Linked DNA regions of Homo sapiens: region 1 is linked to region 2. Evidence: chromatin contacts called from ENCODE Hi-C or POLR2A ChIA-PET data. All regions are on one chromosome and are shown on one strand. The core of a region is the stretch at or near the end of the contact, and the rest is flanking DNA. Distances in the headings are between cores, read along the strand shown.

The links. A loop is a pair of places that touch in the nucleus more often than their neighbours do. ChIA-PET counts read pairs that join two places held with the same protein, here RNA polymerase II (POLR2A). Pooled maps may share reads with other maps.
Region 1: a loop to region 2 is called in a pooled map, with 4 times the contacts of the local background. The contact joins the promoter of KLHL35 here to the enhancer-like site in region 2. A Hi-C loop is called at or near these places in 2 of 168 maps with a recorded cell type or tissue (PC-9 and endothelial cell of hepatic sinusoid), 1 of 37 single-sample maps with no recorded cell type and 9 of 50 pooled maps. POLR2A ChIA-PET finds 5 or more read pairs at or near these places in 2 of 52 experiments (naive thymus-derived CD4-positive, alpha-beta T cell and naive thymus-derived CD8-positive, alpha-beta T cell).

The regions. Positions count from the first base shown.
Region 1 is chr11:75,431,837-75,436,755 of GRCh38, forward strand. KLHL35 (kelch like family member 35) reads right to left here and starts at 1,367. Exons shown (of 7, transcript NM_001039548.3): 1 at 1,207-1,367. GDPD5 (glycerophosphodiester phosphodiesterase domain containing 5) reads right to left here. Exons shown (of 17, transcript NM_030792.8): 17 at 2,804-3,819. The coding sequence ends at 3,671. RefSeq lists an enhancer at 5-891.
Region 2 is chr11:75,327,186-75,332,026 of GRCh38, forward strand. All of the region lies in intron 1 of ARRB1 (arrestin beta 1), which reads right to left. Among named protein-coding and RNA genes, the nearest start is that of MIR326, 5.6 kb to the right of the region's middle. RefSeq lists enhancers at 2,103-2,192, 3,766-4,299, 4,300-4,833, 4,834-4,841. Within about 2 kb of position 1,671, at least 22 of the 41 ENCODE cell types and tissues checked have a DNase peak (open chromatin) inside an H3K27ac peak, as active enhancers do.

The DNA.
Region 1 (4,919 bases), core at 117-2,616, 100 kb after region 2:
CTATATTGCTTTTACTCAAGAGGAAGGGAGGACACTGTGTGTGCCAGTTGCTTTTATAGACATAATTTAATTTCATCCTCACAAGCTGAGAAGTTTCTTTAGCCCACACCTGCCCCTTTAGTTTGTCATAAGGGAAACAAGCACACACAGGACACCCGCCCTTCAGAAGTTTGCGGCGAGGCTCAGCAGAGGGGTGTTTGTGAAGGCGCTCTGCAGACTGAGGGGCTGGGCCATGCTGGTTATGATTTGGCCATTATGAACACAAAACCTCTGCTTGCACACCTCCAGGGACAGGGAGCTCCCTCCTTTCCATCAGCTTACTCTAGGGGGCTCAGGTCCACCCTCTGCGCCCTGCCTCTCCTTCCATCCTCCTGCTCCCAGCTGCTCTGCTGCCTCTGGAGGTCAGATCCCGCCTAGTGTCAGCCTGGCTTTCATGCCCTGGTCATCCAGGGCAGCGGATCCCCTGGTCAGCATCATGAGAGATGAGCTCCCTGGTGGGCAAGAAAGTTAACTACTTTTGCCCAAGTAGAGCGACTGGATCCTGAATCCACCTGGCTCCAGGGTTTGCATGCCACACTTGCCAGGGTGGGGGTGTGTCCCAAGGAGCAGCCAGGACCGGTGGAAGGAAGTGAGACCGGTCATCACAGCACGCTGCAACCAGTCTGTCCTCCACTGGCTCAGAAAGCACAACCATGCTCTGAGTTGAGACTCAAGAGGGCAGGTCTCATCAGCATAAGGATGGACTTCTTGCAAAGGTGCCCCACAGCACAAGCAGCTCCCTGGGGGAGAAAGAGTCCCCTCCTAGGAAGTGTGTCAGTACTTTTTCATTTTACTGTCTACTGCGCTGGGCACTCTGGACACACAGTGACATCAGATCCAGCATTCACTCTGGGGATCCCCAGTCTGGGGGTCAAACGACACCCAGTTGGAACACAGAAGGTAAAAATTCCCAGGTAGGGCTCAATGGGTATCCTCCCTTCTCGGCTGAGTCTAGGCACTTCAAGCCAGGGGTCATGATGCAGATTGAAGGGCCCAGCCTATAGAAGCTGACTCGAACATGCCACCATCACTCTTTTACACACCCACATCCACTTGAAGCCATTACCCAAGCACCTCCTCCGCATCCTCCCCATCTCAGACTTGCGGACACCACGCAGCCGGGTCAGCCCTGCAGCCTAAGCCTTGCCCCATGCACCTGGCACTTACCTGGCCATACCCTCTCCCAAGTGCTCCGCAGCTGCTGCTCTCACAGGTATCACTCCCGTTTGTGCCTGCCGCCCGCACCCCTGGCAGCCCAAGCTCCAGTGTTCATGCTGCTCTGCCCAGACTCCCGTTTGCTGTTCGCTCGGGCTCAGCTGCGGGAGGACAAAGGGGCTGGACGCCAGGAGGGAGGGGAAGGGAGGGGAAGGGAGAAGCGAGCAGGGAGGGGGATGCTGGGCTTTTGTTCCACTCTTGGACTAGCCCTGGGAGGGAGGGAAAGAAAGGGGGGGCATAAGAGTGGGATTGACTGTGTGTGGAACTCCAGGATTTGGTATGCCTGGGTTTGGGGGTGACCTGGTGCTGGCCTTGTCCCGGAATGACGATGGGTTCGAAGGTGTGTGGTGCTGGAGTTGGGGTGTGGGAGGGGTGTCATCATGCAGTTGTAGGCATGTAGGTTTCAGGGTGACTATGCGTGATTGTGGAAGTACATGGAATGAAGTGACTGTGTAGCATTGGGCTGCGTGTGGACATGTGGCTGTGTGACCATGTAGATGCCAATGTGACTAAGCATGTGGGGCGGGGGGCACAGTGGCTCTGAGTCTCATTCCCTTGAGCTCAGGGAGAGGCGGGAGCTGACCTCTGCCCCAGGAAGCAGAGCACTTGCCAGACATTCAGTAGCAGGGGCAGGAGGGCCGGTCCTCGAGGTTACTGTGGGGGCCCAGTGGAGCTTCCAACATTTGCAGAGGGCTCTTTTCTTTTTTACCTATAAGGTGCCAGAATCTCCTAGACCCCAAGAATTCTATCCAGAAGATCCCTGTTTGGAAGAGACACGTCCCTTGGCTCCCAGGAAGCATGGAGTTAATTTGATGCAGGCTGGAGCTGGGGCTCAGCTTCCCCCTTTTCCCTCAGGTCACACCCATGACCAGGCAGACTCTCAGGACAAAGAGGGGAGTTACAGGCCTGCTCTGACACCACCACTGACTCCTGCCCACAGACAGCAGAGGTCCCAAGGACTGGAAGGAAAGGACACCTGTGGTCCCAGGGCTGTACTTTGGCTTTCAGCTCAGGTGCCCCCAGTCCTGGGCATGGGCATGGGCCCTCCTCAGGCAGGTCCAAAGCTCGGAGAAGTCAAAGCCAAACTCCTGGCATGGGGAAGAGGCCTCCCTGTGCTGAGGGCTTGTCCCAACATAGCCGGGAGGTTCAGAATGCCTTCATGTGGCTGTGAGGGCACCTGCCAGTCCCACTCCCAGCCCTACATTGGACCCAGGAGCCCTCCCCCTCTGCGTGTCATTCCTAGCTTATGGGAGGCACACATATGCGCTGGGGCCAGAGTCTGGATGGGATTCTGGCTTGGCCTGTTCTAAGCTGTGTGGCTTTTGGAGGTCACTTTACCTCTCCAAGACTGTCTCCCCATCCACCATATGAGGATACCGGCTCCCAGCCACTGGCACCATGGCGGACCCAGGGAAGGGGAGGCACCATTCTGCCACTTTCCCATTCATTCCTGAGAATGGTTCCTCCTCAGATTATAGGGTCAGAACTGAAACCTAGACCCAGCGCACTTGTCCCCACCCTCCTGCTGGCAATTCAGAGACAACACACATCAAGATGGCAGCTTTAATCACATTGGCCAAGGGCCCTAGGTTCCCTCTGTTCAGGCCCACTTAGCCACACACCCACCCTGGCCATATCCAGAACACTTCTACCAGGTGGGCCCTGCCCTGTGGCCACTGATGTGGGAACCTGAGGTCACATCAGTCTGTGGACTCCTGGGTTAGGTGACCCTTCTGCCTTGAGGTCTGCTGGACACCTGGGCATGGGATCCAGTAGTCCTGAGCTCACTCTTTTGGCCATCTCCAGCTGCTCCTAGAGGACGTGGCTCAGGCCCGCTCCTGGGGCAGGGGGTTGGCGGTGGCATGAGGTGGGTTGGGGAGGAGGACGTGTCTCCACATTGCAGCTGGCTTCCTCCTGGGCTGAACCTCCTTGTGCTTTGAGACTGACAGGAAGAGCAGAGTTGCTTCAGGTAGAGGCTCGGCCCAGGCCCTTGGGGCAGGATAACAGCAGAGAACTCAGGTGCCTCCTGGCACAGACAGGAGGACAGATGGCACAGGTGAGCATCCACACACTCCATTGCCACAGGGGGTATGGCATGGCCCATGACCCATCAAAGCTTCCAGGTCGGGATACAGGAGAGGGCCTCAGAAGAGGGGGACCAAGCCCTAGGCCCCATACTTCCCAGAAGGAGCCCCAGGCCTGCAGGGGCATCTGAAAGGATGGAGTCCTGGCCCAGCTGGGCCTCAGGAGACAGGGAGTCCCCCTCAAGAGAGGCTGCGGCTGACAAGGGGCTGGAGCCCACAAGGAGGCTGTGGAGCCCGCTCCCAGAGCACTCCGAGTTCAGACACACTTCCACCAGCTCTCCTAGGCTCCCCAGCTTCTGTGTCAGGTACAGGTGGGACAGACATGTCTTCAGCTAACGCCCACTCCGCTCTATGAGGGTCTTGGTGTGGCTGCCACCCCCTCGGGGGCCCACAGGGGTGGCGGTGCTGTTGGCATATGTGTCATAACTGTTGTCTGAACATACGGAGAGCACATCGGAGACCTCTACACCATCGCTGATCTCTGCTGGGCCAGAGGGAGACAGAATGTGAGTCGGGGAGGAGGCAGTCGTGAGGATGGGTGACAGATGGGGCAGGAAGGCTGCACCACCCAGCGGGGCACTTGGAGGCTGATGAAACCACTGGGCTCAGGTCGACATTGAGCCTGGCACTCAAGGCCCCTTTGGTGTCTGCTGAGCACTCTAGCTTCGCCTTCATCTGCTGTCCCCTGGGACTCTGCAGCCACAGAAAACCACCTGTGCCCCTGAGCTTGGCACCCATGTGTCCACTCTCCTCAGGGCCTTTGCATGTGTCAGCCCCTCTCTTAGGAGTGACTGCCCCAACAACACCTCCTTTTCCTACAGTCTGGCTCAAGTCTTCTCATCTGTCACTCAGCCTCCTGGGAACCTCATCGGAGCCCTGGGCCGAGTTAGGGCCTCCTCATGGCAACTCCAGACCCTGCTTCCTTCTGCCCTGGCCATATTCTGTATGGTTGCTGCCTGGGCCCCCAAAATACCTCAAGGACCAGGGTGGGTTCTGGGCATCTATGTCCCCAGGGCCTGGTAGAGTGCTGGACACAGAGCAGAGGCTCAAGAAAGCTCTGCTGAGTGGAGTTCGGCCATATAGAGGGACACTTCATTCTTGGTGCCCAGGCAAGCGGTGCTCCCTTGCCACCTCTGCACACATGCCGTGCCCACCTGGAATGCCCTTCCTTCCCTCAGCTCACTCGGCCCTCATCTTGAAGCCATTACCAAAGCACCTCCTCTGCATCCTCCCCATCTCAGTGTATCAGGCGCCCAAAGCCTTCCTCACTGCCCAGGCAGCTCTGACCACGTCCTCCCGCCCCCCGCCCGGCACTCCCATCGCAGGAACTCGACTTTCCCTGCCACTGTTTATATACGTAGCTGCTGCTTCCATCAGACTGGGAATGTTGACAGGGACTGGCAAAGAGCAAGGGTGAGGCCAACATTGTAGGATCCAAGTACGAACCAGGCAAAGGGGGATGGGCCTTCAAAACAGACTCCTCTCCCTACCCCACCCCTGCCCACCAACCATGGCACTGACACCAAGCCATGGTGGATGACAGGGTGGATGACTGTGTGTGTGGGGGTGTGTGTTTTCACA
Region 2 (4,841 bases), core at 421-2,920:
CAGCTACTCGGGAGGCTGAGGCAGGAGAATGGCGTGAACCCAAAAGGCGGAGCTTGCAGTGAGCCGAGATGGCGCCACTGCACTCCAGCCTGGGTGACAGAGCGAAACTCCATCTCAAAAAAAAAAAAAAAAAAAAAAGAATAATTGTATAAAATGTATTTTTTTGAAACAGAGTCTCACTAGGTTGCCGAGGATGATCTCTAACTCCTGGACTCAAGCAATCCTCCTGTCTCAGCCTTCCAAAGTGCTGGGATTACAGGTGCGAACCACATCAACCAGCAGAAAAAATAATTTATTGAGGTGGGTGCAGTGGTTCATGCCTGTAATCCCAGCATTTTAGGAGGCCAAGACAGGAGGATCACTTGAGCTCAGGAGTTTGTTTATTTTTTTGTTTTGTTTTGTTTTTTGTTTTTGTTTTTTTTTTTTGAGTCTTGCTCTTGTCGCCCAGGCTAGAGTGCAGTGGCGTGATCTCGGCTTACTGCAACCTCTGCCTCCTGGGTTCAAGCGATTCTCCTGCCTCAGCCTCCTAAGTAGCTGGGATTACAGGCGTTCACCACCACACCATACTAATTGTTGTAATTTTAGTAGAGACGGGGTTTCGCCATGTTGGCCAGGCTGGTCTCGAACTCCTGACCTCAGGTGATCTGCCCACCTTGGCCTCCCAGTGCTGGGATTACAAGCATGAGCCATTGCGCCTGGGTGAGCTCAGGAGTTTGACAGCAGCCTGGGCAATGCAGCAAGACCCTGTCTCTACAAATAAATAAATAAAAATAAAATAAATACATAAAGTGAACAATTCAGTGGCATTTAGTCCATTCACAACGTTGTGCAAAACCGCCACTTCTATCTAGATCCAACGCATTTCCATCACTCCAAAGTAAAACCCCTTACTCACTATGTAGTCTCTCCCCATTCTTTCCTCTCTCCAACCCCTGGCAACTACCAGTGTCTGCTTTCTGTCTCTATGGATTTCTCTATTCTGGATATTTCATACAAGTTGACTCATACTATAGGTGACCTCTTGTGTCTGGCTTTTTTCATTTCACGTAAGGTTTGCAAGGTTCGTCCACTTTATAGCATGGATCAGTATTTCATTCCTTCTCATGGGTGAATAATGTTGTACAGCATGGATATACCACCATTTGTTTATCCATTCATCTGCAGATGGGCATTTAGGCTGTCTGTTCCCACTTTTTGGCTATTGTGAATAGTCAGTTGCTGCCTGTTCCTCCTCCCTAAAACCCTGTGAATGAGGACAGTTGTTCATCCCCATTCCCCAGAAGACAACATTGAGGTTCATTTGTGATACAGATGGTGACTTGAACTGAAGCCCCTGCCGCCCAAATGAAAGTGCCCTTCTTACATCCTTGTCTCCCACCAGCCATTCACCCATCCCAAGTGTCATGCCTTCCCTGGGCATCTGTTACCACATTCTGGGCTCTGTGCCAACTGCTGGCCACCTGGTGTGGACAGCTCAGGCCAAGTCCCAGACTCTACTATAGTCTGAAGCTGCAGAGGCCTGGAGGCTGCAGTCTCACCCTCTGGGATGGGCTCCTGTCCAGCCAAGGAGTCCCAGGATCCAGGGCCAGGGGCCAGGCATACCACATCCAAGATGCGTATAGACAGGAGTGCCCTGCTCCTGCCCTCCCTGGATCCCAGTATTCCTCAATGCACAGAGGAAGATGGCCCCCAGCAGATGGCTCCAGAGATCTGCACAGCAAAACCATTGAGTGGAACGGGAACGGCTGGGCTGAGAGGGCCGTCAGAAAACACTGAACTCAGAGCCCTGAAGAGAGTGGGGCAGCCAGTAAGGGTTTCCCATGCAAATTGGTCACTGCACCTCTCAAATGTAAACACACTAGAAACAGCACTTCGCTGGGACCATTCCTTCCTGCTGTGTAACTTTTTTTTTTTTTTTTTTTTTTTGAGACAAGTTCTTGCTCTGTCACCCAGGCTGACATGCAGTAACAATTACGGCTCACAGGGCTCACTGCAGCCTCAACATCCTGTGTTCAACTGATCCTCCCACCTCAGCCGCCTGAGTAGCTGGAACTATAGGCACGCACCACCATGTCTAGCTAATTTTTTGTATTTTTTATAGAGATGGAGGGTCTCACCATGTTGCTCAGGCTGGCCTGGAACTCCTGGGCTCAAGTGATCCTCCTGCCTTGGCCTCCCAAAGTGCTGGAATTACAGGTGTGAGCCACTGAACCTTGCTGCTGTGTAACCTTGAGCCAAACCTTCTCTGAGCCATCTCTGCCTAAAAGCAGGGTTCAGGGATCTAGAATTCCAGATTCTAGGGTGGGAGGAGTGGGTTGTCCTTGCAGAGCCCCTCCTGTTAAAGACTACATCCACTCAAGCTGTCTCTTTGTGTAAGATGGTGTGACTATGACCACTACGCGGACCACTGCCTTCCTGGCCTTTCACGAAACCACCTTCTGCCACACATTAGCCTGTTAATGGGACCATCCTCAGAGGGTTTCTGACATTCCATGTGGGGACGAACAGTCACAATAATCACTACTGGCTGGGCACTGTGGTGCATGCCTGTAATCCCAGTGCTTTGGGAGATCAAGGTGGGAGGATTGCTTGAGCCCAAGAGTTTGAGACCAGCCTGGGCAACATAGTAAGACTCCATCTCTACAAAAAATTTTAAAATCTACCCAGGCATGGTAGCACATACCTGTGCTACAAGTCTCAGCTACTTGAAAAGCTGATGCAGGAGGATCACTTGACCCCAGGAGTTCGAGGCTGCAGTGAGATGTGATTGCACCACTGCACTCTAGCCTGAATGACAAGACTGAGACCCTGTCTCTAAAAAAAAAAAAAGTCACTACTGCCTCTCAGACTCCCTTTCACACATGACAGAGGCCTGACAAATTTGCACTGAATGAATAAATGAACGAACGAACAATCTGTCACTCATTTCCCAACTTCTAGCCTCTCTCTTCTAGTCTATTTACCTACACAGCTGCCACGTGAACCTTCAGATCCTGCTGCTCCTGCAAGCTGTGTGTTCAGACAAATTGCTGAACTTAGCTGAGCCTTCAATTCCTCAACTACAAACAGGGACTCTACTTGGGTAATTAGGAAGATTGAAAGAAAGCATAAGCACAGCATCTCAAGGGCTAAGGAGGAGTCCAGGAAAAGCTGTTGAAGGAAAGCTGTTTCTCCCCACCCCACCCCATAACACCCCACACCACCCTGATCCTCTAATCTCTCTGTTCCAAAGGCTGCAGGAAAGAGCCCAGCCCCTGGGCTGGCCCCTGGCTATATGTAAATGTTTATGCCAAGCCCAGCCTCCTAAGGACAAGTTATTTGCTTTGCTTGTAATTAATTGCAGAAGGCCTGCCTGGGTAATAAACTCTGCCGAAGAAATATAAACAGTTTGCACAGAGCTTCAAATCCATTGTGAGGCCAAGAGAAAGGGTCTGCTAGGAATGGAATGTTCTCCCCAGTCTTCCTCTAAGCTGGAGGCAGAGAGATCACTGAAGGTCAGAACTGAGAGGACCCTTGGAAATCATTTGAAAAATAGCACCTGGCATCATGACCTTGTTCCAGGCCCGGCTGAGCACTTGCTTTATATGGTACAGCTATTTTCCCATTCTAAAGATGAAGAAACTGAAGCTGAATGAAAGTGGCAGGGAACTTTCCCCAACTAGAAGGCAGCTGGGCTGAAAGTTGAATCTGGCTGGACTTTAGAGAAAAAGAAAGACAGCCATTCATTCAACAAAAATATCCCGTGTCCCCCGTGCCAGACACTGGTACCTGGTGACACAGCTCCTGCAGCACTTGCATTCCAGCAGGGAGAGGCATATTTCAGATGTTGAGGACTAAAATCTGATTTTTATTTTTTGAGGCGGAGTCTCGCTCTGTCGCCCAGTGGCGCGATCTCGGCTTACCGCAACCTCCGCCTCCCAGGTTCAAGCAATTCTGCCTCAGCCTCCCAAGTAGCTGGGATTACAAGCGCCTGCCACCACGCCTGGCTAATTTTTTGGTATTTTTAGTAGAGACAGGGTTTCACCATGTTGGCCAGGCTGGTTTTGAACTCTTGACCTCAAGTGATCCGTCCGCCTAGGCCTCCCAAAGTGCTGGGATTACAGGGGTGACCCACCATGCCTGGCCATGTCTGATTTTTTTTTTTACCTTGCCCAAATTCCTGTCTAAGGGGTCTGGGGAGTCATCTTCTACAAACCATGAATTCTCATTGTCAGGCCTCTGAGCCCAAGCTAAGACATCACAGCCCCCGTGACCTGCACGTATACATCCAGATGGCCTGAAGTAACTGAAGAATGACAAAAGAAGTGAAAATGGCCTGTTCCTGCCTTAACTGATGCCTTTATCTTGTGAAATTCCTTCTCCTGGCTCATCCTGGCTCAAAAGCTCCCCCGCTGAACACCTTGTGACCCCCACCCCTGCCCGCCAGAGAACAACCCCCTTTTGACTGTAATTTTCCTTTACCTACGCAAATCTTATAAAACGGCCCCACCCCTATCCCCCTCCACTGACTCTCTTTTCGGACTCAGCCCGCCTGCACCCAGGTGAAATAAACAGCCTTGTTGCTCACACAAAGCCTGTTTGGTGGTCTCTTCACACGGACTCGAGTGAAACTCATCAGTTGGGTTTTATGTAACCCTACATGTCGTGACTTACTTTCCAGTCTGACTCTGGCATAACATTACTGTAAGGCTTCTGAGCTCAAGCCCGCAGGTATACATCCGGATGGCCTGAGGCAACTGAAGAACCACAAAAGAAGTGAAAATGGCCGGTTCCTGCCTTAACTGATGACATTACCTTGTGACATTCCTTCTCCTGGACAATAAGTCTCCGGAGCTCCCCAC